Linked DNA regions of Homo sapiens: regions 2 and 3 are each linked to region 1. Evidence: read pairs that join two places in POLR2A ChIA-PET (ENCODE). Cell type or tissue: B cell. All regions are shown on one strand.

The links. ChIA-PET counts read pairs that join two places held together with the same protein. Peaks named below come from ENCODE experiments on the same cell type or tissue, not always from the same donor. Only the 100,000 strongest peaks of a DNase experiment are listed, where the experiment ranks them.
Region 2: POLR2A ChIA-PET joins it to region 1 with 7 read pairs; 2 of 35 experiments call an interaction of 5 or more read pairs at or near these places.
Region 3: POLR2A ChIA-PET joins it to region 1 with 7 read pairs; 23 of 35 experiments call an interaction of 5 or more read pairs at or near these places.

Annotation. Positions count from the first base shown.
Region 1 is chr11:64,848,487-64,853,486 of GRCh38, reverse strand. It overlaps EHD1 (EH domain containing 1), which reads left to right. Exons shown (of 5, transcript NM_006795.4): 5 at 1-1,845. Among named protein-coding and RNA genes, the nearest start is that of CDC42BPG, 6.3 kb to the right of the region's middle. RefSeq lists enhancers at 1-155, 1,473-1,602, 1,773-1,822. In B cell, a CTCF peak has its summit at 4,638 (motif pointing left); DNase peaks (open chromatin) are centred at 206, 1,536, 2,076 and 4,616; H3K4me3 peaks cover 2,782 bases; H3K27ac peaks cover 4,939 bases.
Region 2 is chr11:66,036,424-66,041,423 of GRCh38, reverse strand. GAL3ST3 (galactose-3-O-sulfotransferase 3) reads left to right here. Exons shown (of 3, transcript NM_033036.3): 3 at 1-659. Among named protein-coding and RNA genes, the nearest start is that of GAL3ST3, 10 kb to the left of the region's middle. In B cell, no CTCF peak of the experiment used is centred here; no DNase peak of the experiment used is centred here; H3K27me3 peaks cover 522 bases.
Region 3 is chr11:64,780,017-64,785,016 of GRCh38, reverse strand. MAP4K2 (mitogen-activated protein kinase kinase kinase kinase 2) reads left to right here. Exons shown (of 32, transcript NM_004579.5): 32 at 1-99. Among named protein-coding and RNA genes, the nearest start is that of SF1, 4.0 kb to the right of the region's middle. In B cell, no CTCF peak of the experiment used is centred here; a DNase peak (open chromatin) is centred at 2,196; H3K4me3 peaks cover 19 bases; H3K27ac peaks cover 3,235 bases.

The DNA of each region.
Region 1 (5,000 bases):
GCACCCCGTTCCTGGACCCCAGTGTTGCATTTCCTGGCTGAGGAAGGGTGGTCATCCCAGCTCCTGCCCTACCCTCTCACTTAACTGGAGCTTTGGGACGCACCCTCCACAGTGGGAGGTGGTGGTGGGTGGCGGTGGCGGGGCCTCACGACAGCTTGGTGCTGGTAAGAGGAAGCCCGTGGTTCTGGCTAGGCTCTCATGTCCAGACAGCGGGGACCAGGGGAAAACCCAGCCCCTTCTGTAATCCCCCTTCATTTCCTACCTTCCTTCCTCCTCTGTTTAGCAAAGGAGGGCAGCTCACTTGGATGTCCTTACAACGCCCCTGGCCCCCAGGTTGAGCAATAAGAAACCAGAACCTTGCGGCCCAGTGGCCCGGGCCAGTTCAGGCCGCCTCCCCCTCCTCTGCCTGGGGCCATTGAGCCCAGCCTCCAGGGCCCGGGCGCGTTTGCAGGCCAGTGGCCACTGTCCGGGCTGTGATGGCACCAAGGCAGGTGGAGCACCAGGTACCACACAGCTGGGCTTCCCACCAGGCTTTCCCGCGGGGGTCTCAGGGAGCTTCTCCCCAGCGCTGCTCGGAGTCTGCAGGAACTGGCCTTGTTCTCCTTAGCCCGTCACTCCATACAGTATTAGGTGAGGATGGATGCGGGCGCTGTCCTTGCCGGGAAGTCACTGTTGAAGTTGCAGTGGCTTGTTCACACCTGTGGGAAGAGAAGTGAAGACTTTCTCCTTGCATTAAAAAGTCTGAACTGTGCGAAAGCTTCGGGTGCTTCCTTGTCTTTTCCAGGGGCAGCAGTCCTGGGCCATCCTCCCCTGGTGTCTGAGGGGGTGATGCCAGCAGGGACAGAGTGGCAAGGCAGCCGGGGCAAGGTGACCAACCCTGCCCAGTCCTGCTCTGCTGGGCAGTAGCTGCCCCCTCCTACTAAGAGGGCCAGGCCTGTAGGGAAAAGGGTTTCTGGGGTGATGCCCCCTTCCCTGAGCAAGGTGGGAGCTGAGCAGTTCACTTGGGGTGGGGAGGGGGGAAACAGTTGGGAGGATGTTGATAGCTGAGGCCTAGGCTGGCACCCCTCAGCCACAGACGGATGAGTGGGCACCTGCAGGCCCTCGGCACTGGGTGGCATCAAGTAAACAAGGGTTTCTGGGCTTTGGAGCCAGACTGGCTCCTTGCTAGCCCCAAGGACGGTTTAAGTACAGGGAAGCCGGGCCTCTGAAGACAAAGCAGATAGCCTGTGACAAACATGCAACTAAGGGTGGGGCCAGTCAGGCCCAGGTGATGTCACAGATGGGGGACTGTTTATACCAGCAGAGGGAAGGGTGACTGATTAGTGACCCTTCATAAAAGGGTGCAGACTTGAGGTGCCATGGGTAGAGGCTGCTCCAGCCCCTCTGGCAGAAGGCAGGACAGAAACAAGTTCCTGAGGGTTTCAGGGACCCAGTTGTGTGCTCCGAGCCTAGCTGGTGTGGTGGTGTCTGGTCCTATGACCAGCACTTGAGGTGCCAGTGGATGCTTCAGTTGCTGCAGGGCTGGCCGGCCCTCCCTGCGTCACTCAGCTGCCACCTGTGGGCATTCACCCTGTGCCAGGTGGAGCTGCGCTGTCACGATCTGAGGAAGTTCATGTTCCCCCATTTCACAGAGGGAGAGTCCGAGACTGAGGACTGCCGAAATAACAAAGGTGGTAGAAGCAGATGCAAACCAGGCCGTCCAACTCCAGCGTGCTTTCCATCAGGTTACTAATCCAAAGCACACACTAAGAGGAAAAAACGGTAGATCCCCCCAACCCCACCCTTAGACTGCAGCTGTACTCAGGGCTGAGAGACCCACATTAAAGGTTAAATGCTGTCACTCCAGCCTGGGGTCCTGAAAGCTTGGGGCAGGGGTCACCCAAGGGAGGTGGAGCATTTTTGTTCAAGCTGTGAGCACATTAGAGAAGGCACAGAACTTAGCAGTGCCCCTGAACTAGGAGGAAGGGAAGTGCTGCCTGGCCGCCCGCTCTCCTTCCCGGAGCACTCCACCTGCAGGGCTCTGTGTGGCCACAGAGGGGCTGTGAACCCCCTGGGGCTGCCCCAGGAAGCGCCTGCTGATCTGAGGCTTGAAAGGGGCTGAGGGCAGGTGTCTGCCCCAGAGTTCATAGCCCTGGTTTCGGTTCTACAGGTTGGGGATCATCTTTGGGCTCCGACCGGGGTTCAGGGAGGACCAGAGGATGTGGTCAGAGATGTGGCCGCCCACCTAGAGGGCTAGTCCCAGCCCTCGCCTCCTCCCTAGATCCATAGCTGGCCATGACCCTGGGGAAGAAGCCTCCTCTTCAGAGGCTGGCCTGGGGCAAAGGAGGGGCATTGCCACCCAGCTACCAGAGCCCGTGGACTGAGGCCTTCAGGGCAATCTGTCGCCCACGCAGCACCTCACAGCCCAGGACCCAAGAGGCAAAGGGCCCGCCCACTGCCTCTGGCCATGCACAGCTGTTTTCTATGTTGCAGTTCCTTGTAAGATCTCATTCAGAATAAACATTTCTGGCTGGGTTTGGTTCACACCTATAATCCCAGCACTTTGGGAGACCAAGGTTGGGGGTGAGGTGGGGTCGTGTGAGGCCGGGAGTTCAAGACCAGCCTGGGCAACATAGTGAGACCCGCCCCCCCCCCCGCCCCCACACCATCTCTACCAAAACAAAAATTAGCCAAGAGTGGTGATGGGTGTCTGTGGGTAGTCCCAGCTACTTGAGAGGCTGAGGTGGAAGGTTCACTTGAGCCTGGGAGTTTGAGGCTGCAGTGAGCTATGATGGCATCACTGTACTCCAGCCTGGGCAACACAGTGAGACACTGTCTCTATTTAAAAAAAATTTTTTTTAAATAAACATTTCTTCTCCTTAGAAAAGAAGTTAACCACAAATCCAGTCAGTGCCCTGTTCTTATCTCAAATGGGTGTTCTAGAAGAATAGACCAGTAAAAAATAAATAATGGCCGGGTACGGTGGCTCACATCTGTAATCTCAGCAATTTGAGAGGCCGAGGAGAGTGGATCACATAAGGTCAGGAGTTTGAGACCAGCCTGGCCAATACGGTGAAACCCTGTCTCTACTAAAAATACAAAAATTAGCCAGATGTGCTGGCTCTCGCCTATAATGCCAGCTACTTGGGAGGCCAAGGCACAAGAATCGCTTGAACCCAGGAGGCAGAGTTTGCAGTGAGCCAAGATCGCACCATCGCACTGCAGCCTGGGCGTCAGAGCAAGACTACGTCTCAAAAATAAATACATAAAATAAATCAAATGGGCTAGTCATAGGACTTGCCCGGCCACGGCCAGCAAGGTGGTGAGAGTTGGGAGGTGAGAACATCCGGCCACCACTCCTGTGTTAAAAGCGCACCAGGTCTGGCAGCACGTGGAGGGCAGCCTTGGGGAGACCGCCCTGAGTTCAACTCCCAGCTCTGCCACTCTAGCCAGATCTCTTCCCCCACTGAGGCCATTTCCTCAAGCCTTAATTCAGGAACAGATGTGGCCCACAGAGGCAGAGCCCGAGGACACCCACCTTGAGCGGCCTTTGCCAAGCACCCCAAGGAGGTTAGTCGGGTGGGGTGCAGGGAGCAGGGCACCTCACCCAATACCCAGAACAAAACAGGCCAGCCCCTCCCTTCCCTGAAGCAGCTCCCAGACTCAGTGGCGCCTGTAGGCTAGTGAGGTGGTGGCCAAGTGGGCTCGGGCCTGGCTTCCTGTGCACCCAGAGGGACTGATAATTGTAAAACCACATGGGGCTGCAGCCGCTGCAGAGCGTGGGAGCCCCTATGGCTTGTTGGAACACTGCAGGGAAGGTTTTTGGAAGAAAAACCAGGATGATGAAACCACCATATGTCCACCCATTTGGAGCTTTGGACTTTTCATAGGACACGCCCCTGGTGCTGGGCAGATGGGGTTGGGGAGGGGGCTGCCAGGACTAGCTGGGGGACTGGGGGGTCCACACCCCTAGCATTTGCATCAGCTCCTTCCCAAAGCCATCCCAACAGACGCACCTTCAAATAAGAGCCAGGCATCTGAGGCTCAAGGGTGGGCTTAGGGAGCTCCCCGGCTCCAATCACATTGCCGCCCGTGCTCCTTCAGAGAAAGGTTGGGACGGCCATTGGTGGCCATACTGGGAAGCTCATTTGTCTCTCACACCTGAACAGGTGCAGTTCTCCATTATACACAAAAAGACAGCGTCCAGAGAGTGAGGAAGAGATCTACCCAAGGCCCCACGCCTGGTCAGCAGCGGGCAGGGCTGCAGGACCCAAGGCCAGCCTCTCATGTCCTGACCTCCTGGGTAGGAGCGGGCCACTATGCCATGTGCACGTTTCCAGAGTGGCTAAGGGCAGGGGGCGGCCGCCATTCCTGCCAGCCCTGAAGAACCATCTGGTGGGAGCTGCTTCCCGAGGCCACGGCTGGAGACTCTCATCCTAGGCCTTCCCCTGAAGGCTGATTCTCAGGACTTTGAGGAAGGGGGCGCTCCAACCCTGGGCTCAGCAGCCCTCCAATGTGGCCAGGATGCCACAGACCTGGGCAACCTGCCTTGTGTCTGGGCTCCCAGCCACAGAGGGCTATGCCCTTGGGGGCAGACACAGGGTTCCCTGCCACTTCCTCATGCTGGGTTCTCAGGTCCTCTCCCTGCCCCAACACACCTGCCCTCTGCAGGGCGAGTCTGCACTCAAGGAAGGAGCTCAAGGCTGGCACCACCTCCCTCCCCAGCTTCCATGCATTAGTCTATAAAGGAGGGTAATAACTCTCTCCTAGTGTGGCCCTTGTGAAGATAATAGATCTAAAGTCACTTTAAGTTACCAAGAGGCCCCTTACACTTGCAAGCTGTTATCAGCATGAGTGCTCCCCACAGAGCTGGGTGAGAGAGCTAGTGATGTCCCTCAGTACCAAGGGGCTTGCGGGATGAGTGAGAGGCTGCGGGGGGTAGCTGAGCCCTCCTGCACCTGGGGAGTAGTCGACCATGGAGGAGGCATTTGAATGAAGGTACCCTGGTGAGAAGGAAAGGA
Region 2 (5,000 bases), 1.2 Mb before region 1:
CAGTTTCCTTTAACACAGCAAGATAGCCAGCACTTCCAGGTGAAATCTCCCTTAAGACTAGCAGAGAATTGGAACTTTTTCTGTTACTTTCTTCAGAGCTATATCGACGTATCTGGACAAGTGATAAAAAACAATAGCTATTATGGTCTACGGTGTGCCAGCCACTGTTTAAGGGCTTTATGTATGTTAACTTTGGAGATGGGTGCCGTTTTCCAGGTGAGGGAACTGAAACTTGGGGGAAATTAAGTCAGGGTCACACAGCCAGAAAGTGGCCACTAGGATCTCAACCAAGGCAGTGTGGCTTCAGAGTTTGTGCTCACAAGTGCTGTCTGTAGTGCCATTCAAATAAAAAAGGTCACATGCCACAAGCTAGGCTGATTCCCAGCACCTTCCCCCAAAAGAATGTAAAGGGAAGAACCAGGACACTGCTATCAGCAACTCTTTATCCAGTTTTTCATGGAGACAACGGTTGACCTGTTTGGACAATGGACATTACAGTGATTGATTGGCAGGATGCATGACACGCTGGGCTTGAAAAGGGACTGTTTGTATGGCACCCCACTTTTTACCAGCAGAGCTCTGAAAAAGGCAATAATTAGAATCATGCAAAAGCATAATTAAGTTTCTGACATTAAGCAGCAGTAAAGAATTGTACCAGACTCAAAGTGATCTATCCAAAAACAGGTGTCCTCTGGCCCCCAGCCAATAAGGTGCTTGCCATTGTCTCCATCTGCACCCCCAGCCCTAGCCTCTGGTCATACCTCTGCCAGGAAAATCCTTCACCTTGCCCTCAGTTGGCCTGGAAAATTCAGACGTGCCTTTAAGTCTACTTTTTTTTTTTCTAGACAGTCTCACTCTGTCACCCAGTCTGGAGTGCAGTGGTGCAATCTCGGCTCACTGCAACCTCCACCTCCTGGGTTCAAGTGATTCTCCTGCCTCAGCCTCCTAAGTAGCTGGGATTACAGGTGTCTACCACCACGCCTGGCTAATTTTTGTATTTTTAGTAGAGACGGGGATTGGCCATGTTGGACAGGCTGGTCTCAAACTCCTGACCTCAGGTGATCTGCCCACCTTGGCCTCCTAAAGTGCTGGGATTACAGGCGTGAGCCACCATGCCCGGCCAAGTCTACTTTGATAAGTGTCCTAGTTCATTATGTGTTGCCATAAAGGAGTGACTGAGGCTGGGTAAAGAAAAAGGTTTATTTGACTCAATCCTGATGACTAGAAAGTTCAGGATTGGTATCTGTATCTGGCGAGGGTCTCAGGCTGCTTCCGCTCGGGAGCCCAAGTATGCAGAGACCACAGGGTGAGAGAGGAAGCAAGGGGGTCAGAGGAGGTGCCAGGTCTTTTTAACAACCAGCTCTTGGAACTAAGAGTGAAAAAACTCACTTATCCCCCAGGAAGGGCATTAATCTTTTCATGAGGAATCCATACCCATGAGCCAAACACCTCCCCCAATTAGGCCCACCTCCAACATTGGGGATCAAATGTCAACATGAGGTTTAAGGGACAAACAGCCAAACCACTGCAATAGGCCTCCCCTGGCCTCCCTGGCCCTCAGGCAGGCGGGCCCTCCTTTAAAAACCTTGCCCTGCTTCAGCAGAGAGCACAACTCTGGCCTCAGAAAAATCTGGAATCAGGGGCAAATGGAATCATCAGGCACTAGGAGAGGGTGCTCTGTTTGACTCAGGGGCAAGGGCAAATCCTAAAGCTGAGCAGGGGCTCTGGAACTCTTTGGTGGGAACATCTCCAGCTTCAGCCACAAGCCAGGGGAACAGGCCTCAGCCCCTAGGACTCCTGCAAAGAGGCTCCTTCCACCAACAAACACTTGGTGCTGCCTACCTCTGTGCCTACTCCGAACAGTGCCAGAGCTTTGGCAGTGAGTGAAAAGTGGTCCCTGCCTTGAGGAGCTTACCCTAAGGTCTAGAGACGATGTGGAGGCAGTAAACCTGGCCAACGGTGACTCGATGGGGATGATCTTGCCTAATGATTAAACACTGGGGCTCTGGAGTTCAAACCCTGGCTCTGCCATCTACCAGTTACATACTTTGAACTTAGCCTTTGAGCCTCACTTTCCTCACCTGTGAAATAAGCAGGCCCCTAGTACAGGGCCTGGCACACAGAGGCTCTCCCAAGATGGCATCTCTGGTTTCATCAGGACTCCTCCAGGGTCAACACCTTTCATGTTACAGATGCTATAGTTTGACACATCTATTACAAGAGTTTTTCAGCAGATGGAAGAAAGCATTTTGAGGAAGGGGTGATTTCTTCTACTTTCCCCACAGCCATGGTATGGGCTATGAGCAGCCTTGATTTTTTTTTTTTTTTTGAGACAGGGTCTCACTGTGTTGCCCAGGCTGGAGTGCAGTGGCATGATCATAGCTCACGGCAGCCTCGAACTCAAGTGATCCTCCCATCTCAGCCTCCCAAGTAGCTGGGACTATAGGCTCATGCCACCATACCCAGCTAATTATTTACTCTTTTTTGTAGAGACAGGGTTCTCAGTATGTTGCTCAGGCTGGTCTCAAACTCCTGGACTCAAGTGATCCTCCCGCCTCAGCCTCCCAAATTGCTAGGATTACAGGTGTGAGCCACTGCACTCAGCCTTGTCATTCTTTTCTTTGAATAAATGTGACTTTTGAGGCAAAAAAAAAAAAAGGAACAACGAACATTTAAGACACTTTTTTTCTTTGGGTGGGGGTGCGCTCTTGCCCCAGATGCCATCTGTTCTCTCAAAAAACATTTATCCATTTCTCCTGATCCCAGCTGAATTCCTCTGAGAATGATTCAAAAGGCCATACAGTGTCAGTCAGTCTCATTTGCTGGGCCAAATCAGGAGGAGATTTTAAAATAATTTTTCTAAAACTTGGGATTGTTTTGCCTGGGATGCTGGCATAAGTGGAATGTCCAGAGATGACCAGCAGGGGAGGCCAGGCTGTCCCCAGAGCTGAGGAAGTCACTGTCTCTGTCCATCTGCAGCCGTGGCATGTAAGGACAGCTCTCTGGTTGGTGATGGGGAGCCACTGAGGTAAGCAGGAGAAAGGCCTTTAGTAACAAGCTGCATGGCCAGGTGCAGTGGCTCATGCCTGTAATCCCAGCACTTTGGGAGGCCAAGTGGGGGTGGATCACTTGAAATCAGGAATTTGAGACCAGCCTGGCCAACATGGTGAAACCCCATCTCTACTAAAATACAAAATTAGCTGGGTGTGGTTGTGCATGCCTGTAATCCCAGCTACTCAGGAGGCTAAGGCAGGAGAATGCCTTGAACCCAGGAAGCAGAGGTTGCAGACAGCCGAGATTGTGCCACTGCACTCCAGCCTGGGTGACAGAGAGAGACTCCATCCAAAAATAAAAGCTGCAAATGCCACTGAGAGAAGGCACGTTAATAAGAACAATGCTACTAACTTTTACTGAGCACTTACTCTATTAGGCTGTTTTTGCATTGCTATGAAGAAATACGTGAGTCTGGGTAATTAAAGAAAACAGGTTTGATTGGGGCTGGGCACAGTGGCTCATGCCTGTAATCCCAGCACTTTGGGAGGCTGAGGCGGGTGGATCACGAGGTCAGGAGATCAAGACCATCCTGGCTAACACAGTGAAACCCCGTCTCTATTAAAAATACAAAAAAATTAGCCAGGCATGGTGGCAGGCACCTGTAGTCCCAGCTACTCGGGAGGCTGAGGCAGGAGAATGCCGTGAACCCAGGAGGTGGAGCTTGCAGTGAGCTGAGATCAGCCACTGCACTCCAGCCTGGGCTACAAAGTGGAAAAGAAAAAGAAAAGAAAAGAAAATAGTTTTGATTGGCTCCCAGTTCTGCAGGCTGTACAGGCATGGTGCTGACATCTGCTCGGCTTCTGAGGAGGCCTCAGTAAGCTTACAATTGTGTGAAAGGTGAAGTGGAAGCAAGCATATCACATGCCAGAAGCAGGAACAAGGTCAATGCCCTCTGAGGGGAGGTGCCACACACTTTCAAACAACCAGATCACTGTGAACTCAGAGCAAGAACTCGCCGATCACCAAGGGGATGGCACCAAGCCATTAATGAGGGATCTACCCCATGATCCAAACATCTCCCACCAGGCCCCACCTCCAGCACTGGAGATCACATTTCAACATGAGATCTGGGCGGGTGGGGGGGACACACAGCCAAACCATATCACTTACTATATGCTAGGTCAGTGGTCCCCAATGTTTTTGGCACCAGGGACTGGCTTTGTGGAAGAGAATTTGTCCGTGGTGTGAGGGGTTAAGGGGGATGGTTTTGGGATGAAACTGTTCCACCTCAGATCATCAGGCATTAGATTTTCATAAGGAGTGCACAACCTAAATCCCCCGCACATGCAGTTCACAATAGGGGGTTCACACTCCTAAGAGAATCTAATGGTGATCTGACAGGAGGCAGAGCTCAGGTGGTAACGTCCATGGCCTGGGGGTTGGGGACCCCTGTGCTAGGTGCTCTTCTCTACACTTTATGTATTTTAACTTACTCGATTTTTTTTTTTTTTTTGAGATGGAGTTGCGCTCTATCGCCCAGGTTGGAGTACAGTGGCATGATCTCGGCTCACTGCAACTTCTGCCGCTCAGGTTCAAGTGATTCTCCTGCCTGAGCCTCCCGAATAGCTGGGATTACAGGCACCCACCACCACACCTGGCTAATTTTTGCATTTTTAATGGACACAGGGTTTCACCATATTGGCCAGGCTGGTCTCAAACTCCTGGCCTCAAGCGATCCACCTGCCTTGGACCCTCAAAGTGCTGGGATTACAGGCATGAGCCACCAGGCCCAGCCAACTTACTTGATTTTTACAACACCCTAAGAGGTAGCTGTTACTCTTCTCTCCCTCTTTTATTTATTTTAGAGACAGGGTCTCACTTGTCACACAAGTCTCAGCTACTCGGAGGGGGCAGTGGTGCAATCGTGACTCACTGCAGCCGTAAACTCCCAGGCTCAAGCAATCCTCCCTCAGACTCCTGAGTAGCTGGGATTATAGGCAGGTACC
Region 3 (5,000 bases), 68 kb after region 1:
GTTTGGATGCACCAGTTTGGTTAGCTGTTCACCTGTTGATGGACATTTGGACCATGTTCCGTTGTGAACTATTACAAATAAAGCTGCTATAAACATTCATGTACCTGTCTTTGTTGGATATATTCTATCATTTCTTGTGGGTAAATAGTTTGGAGTGGAAGGGCTGACTCACAGTTAAGTGTCGTTTAATTTTTTTTTTTTTTTTTGAGACGGAGTCTCACTCTGTCACCTAGGCTGGAGTGCAGTGGCCTGATCTTGGCTCACTACAACCTCCGCCTTCCTGGGTTCAAGTGATTTTCCTGCCTCAGCCGCCTGAGTAGCTGGGATTACAGGCATGCCTGGCTAATTTTTGTATTTTGAGTAGAGATGGGGTTTTGCCATGTTGGGCAGACTGGTCTTGAACTCCTGACCTCAGGTGATCTGCCTGCCTCGGCCTCCCAAAGTGCTGGGATTACAGGTGTGAGCCACTGCGCCCGGCCGCATCTTTTTCTGTTTTTCTTTTTCTTTTGAGATTGGAGTCTTGCTCTGTTGCCCTGACTGGAGTGCAGTGATGCGATCTCGGCTCACTGCAACCTCTGCCTCACGGGTTCAGGTGATTCTCCTGCCTCAGCCTCCTGAGTAGCTAGGACTTCAGGTGTGCACCAGTACACCCGGCTAATTTTTGTCTTTTTAGTAGAGATGGGGTTTCTCCATGTTGGACAGGCTGGTTTTGAACTCCTGGTCTCAAGTGATCTGCCTGCCTTGGCCTCCAAAAGTGTTGCGATTACAGGTGTGAAATACTGTGCCCAGCCTTTTTTTGTTTTTTGAGATGGGTTCTCATTCTGTCACCCAGGCTGGAGTGCAGTGGTGTCACCTCCACTCACTGCCACCCCTGCCTCTGGGGCTCAAGCCATCCTCCCACCTCAGTCCTCATGAGTAGCTGAGACTACAGGCTCACACTACCATACCCAACTAATTTTTTATTTTTTGTAGAGACAGAGGTCTACCCATGTTGCCCAGGCTGGTCTTGAATTCCTGGCCTTGAGTGATCCCACTTCAGCCTTCTGAGTAGTTGGGATTATAGATGTGAGCCACCTCAATGTATTTTTTATTTTTTATTTTTTGAGACGGAGTCTCGCTCTGTTGCCCAGGCTGGAGTACAGTGGCGTGATCTCAGCTCACTGCAAGCTCTGCCTCCCGGGTTCACGCCATTCTCCTGCCTCAGCCTCCTGAGTAGCTGGGACTACAGGCACCTGCCACCACACTCAGCTATTTTTTTTTTTGTATTTTTAGTAGAGATGGGGTTTCACCGTGTTAGCCAGGATGGTCTCAATCTCCTGACCTCATGATCTGCCTGCCTCGGCCTCCCAAAGTGCTGGGATTACAGGTGTGAGCCACCGCACCCAGCCTTTTTTTTTTTTTTTTTTTTTTTTTTTTGAGACAGGGTCTCCCTCTGTCACTCAGGCTTCAGTGCAGTGGTGTGATCACAGCTTATTGCAGCCTCAAACTCTTTGGGGTCAAACAATCCTCCTGCCTCAGCCTCCCAAGTAGCTGGAACTACAGGCACACATCACGCTCAGCTGATTATTATTATTTTTGTTTCTGTAGAGACATTCTCCCTATGTTGCCCAGGCTGGTTTCGAACTCCTGGCCTCAAGCAATCCTCCTGCCTTGCCTTCCCAAAGTGCTGAGATTACAAGTGTGAGCCACTGCACCCAGCCCTTGGTGCATTTCTCAATGCCTATAGTTATATAATGTTGCAAAAATGGAATCATGTAATACATTTGTTAAGCGTATGAAGCATTTTTTTTTTAACTTTGGATTTTTAGGCTGGGTTTGGTGGCTCACGCCTGTAATCCCAGCACTTTGGGAGGCTGAGGCGGGCGAATCACTTGAGATCAGGAGTTTGAGACCAGCCTGGCCAACATGGTGAAACCCCGTCTCTACTAAAAATACAAAAATTAGCCAAGCATGGTGGCGCATGCCTGTAATCCGAGCTACTCTGGAGGCTGAGTCACGAGAATCGCTTGAACCCAGGAGGAGGAGGTTGCAGTGAGCCAAGATCATGCCACTGCACTCTGGTCTGGGTGACAGAGCAAGACTCCATCTCATAAGAAAAAAAAAAAAAAAAGTTGGATGTTTAAGATGTGTTGGGCAACTTCCAGCCGCCCATTTCACTCTGCAATAGAGCATGTGCTGTGTATCCTTCTGTAGCCTTTGTTATGCTCAGATAATCATATGCAAACATGCACACATCTGTATGGGGTTTGTGTTACAAAAACAAAGCCATGTCATATGTATTTCTTTGTTAACACAGAACAGTAGTTACTTTAGGTTGGTTGGTATGAATTAACAGCTTTTCAAAGCTGCCTAATATTCTAGGTTATGGGTTTTCCAATTCAGTCGTTCATATATTGATGGAAATTCACTCTGTTTGCCCATTTTTACCACTACAAACAATGCTGCAGTAAATGCAGAAGACTTTGAAAACATTATATAATCACATGGCTTGTTTGGGGGCAGATTCCCAGGAGTGGGATATTGGATCGAAAGGGTTTATGTTTTCTTTCTTTTGAGACAGAGTCTCACTCTGTCGCCCAATCACAGCTCACTTCTGCCTTTACCTCCTGGGCTCAAGGGATCCTCCCACCTCAGCTTCACAAGTAGCTGTGAGTACAGGTGCATATTTTTTTATTTTTTGAAAGGGGGAACAATTTTAATAGACAACAGAATGCTTTCTAAAAGATTAACGATAGTAGGTGTTAGCACATTTATGTTCTGCTATTTTCATTTATTTTGAGATTCCTCATTATCACCTTAATTTGTATTTCCCTTATAGGCAGTGTCTAAATACTGGTAAATAAATTAGCTAGTCTCAGTCGCACAAACTCAGCACAGTCTAAGGTGGTACTGCTATAACAGAATCCCTGAGACTGGGTAATTTATTTATTTGAGACAGGGTCTTGCTCTGTTGCTCAGGCTGGATTGCAGTGGCGTGATCATAGCTCATTGCAGCCTTGATCTCCTGGGCTCAAGTAATCCTCCTGCTTCAGCCTCTTGTGTAGCTGGGACTATAGACATGGACCACCATGACCAGCATTTTTTTTTTATTTTTTATTTTTTTAGTAGATGTTGCCCAGGCTGGTCACAAACTTCTGAGCTCAAGAGATCCTCCCACCTCAGACTCTCAAAGTGCTGGGATTACAGGCATTAGCCACCACACCCAGTCTGGGTAATTTATAAAGAATAGAGATTTCTGGCTGGGCACGGTGGCTCACGCCTATAATCCCAGCAGTTTGGGAGGCCAAGGTGGGTGGATCACCTGAGGTAAGGAGTTCGAGACCAGCCTGGCCAACATGGTGAAACCCTGTCTCTATTAAAAATACAAAAAATTAGCCAGGCATAGTGGCGGCACCTGTAATCCCAACTACTTGGGAGGCTGAGGCAGGAGATTCATGTTGGCCAGGCTGGTCTCGAACTCCTGACCTCAGGTGATCCACCCACCTCGGCCTCCCAAAGTGTTGGAGCCACCGCGCCTGGATGGAGATTAAGTTTCTAACACATGAGCTTTGGGGGACACATTCAAACCTGTCCACCTAAAGTAATCAAAAGGGTCAGAATCTAATTTCAATAGTTTATTCAAGCACAAAACATGAGGGTGGACTACCTGGAAACACCGACTCCAAATGAATGGAGTCAGTGTTTCGAAGTAGAGAAGTTAAGGTTTCATTTACACACACAAAGGCAGAGGAGTTTTAGGATTACATTCTTCATATATGGTCAGTGCGTACTTACAGTAATTTGGTTATAGGCCGAGTGCAGTGGTCCACTCCTGTAATCCCAGCACTTTGGGAGGCCGAGGCGGGCAGATCACCTGAGGTCAGGAGTTCAAGACCAGCCTGGCCAACATGGTGAAATTCCATCTTTACAAAAATGTAACAATTAGCTGGGCATGATGGCAGGTGGCTGTAATCCCGGCTACTCAGGAGGCTGAGGTGGGAGAATCGCTTGAATCTGGGAGGCAGAGGGTGCAGTGAGCCGAGATTGTGCCATTGCACTCCAGCCTGGGCGACAGAGCCAGACTCTGTCTCAAATTGAAATAATAATAATAAATAATTTGGTTGTAAGCAGTGTTTCTTTTTGGGAGGCATACATTTAACATTTTTTACAGAGGGTGTAATAGTCATGGGTTTGCTGTCATCTGGTCTAAGTAAAGCAGGACAACAAAAGGGAAGTTATCTATAAGAAGGGTCATTAAGAAGGCAGCAGGTTTTTGTCCCATGTTTAATTCTCTCCAATAATTGTACAGAACAAGAAAAACAAGCAGGTCTAATTTATTATCTCAGAAAAAATTATAACCATACATGGCTGAGATCACAGTCACCTCTCTCTCCAGGTTTCAAGTGTTGTGGGGGTTCCAACATCTTTTCTATTTATTTTAAAAAACCACAGCAGAGGGGTTGTGCACCCTTTCATATTTCTTGGCTATTTGGATTTGTTCTTCTGAGACATGTCCATTCCTATTTTTTGCTCATTTTCTATTGTTTTTGCCTTTTTTCTAATTAGTTTTTAAGATGTATTTGTATATTACAGGTATTGGCTCTTTATCATGTATGGCAAATATTTTTTCCTCATCTATCATTGTCTCTTGACTTTTATCAGTGTTAATTTTCGGGGTAATCAAGTATATCTTTTTACAGTTTGAGGTTCCTGTCTTTGCAGTCTCTCAACCCCTAGAATACCCTTATAGTCTCCTAAATTATATTCTAAATGTTTTGTTGTTTAAATTTAAGATTCTACGCCATTTATCAACGAAATCATCTTTTCCTGATTGAAATAAAATACTACATTTGTGGTATTTCCGGATTCTGTTGCACTAATGTGTCTTTCCTACCAACAATATCATATTGTTTTATTATTGTGGTTTTTTGTTTTTGAGACGGAGTCTCATGCTGTTGCCCAGGCTGGAGTACAGTGGTGCGATCTCAGCTCACTACACCTCCGCCTCCTGGGTTCAAGCA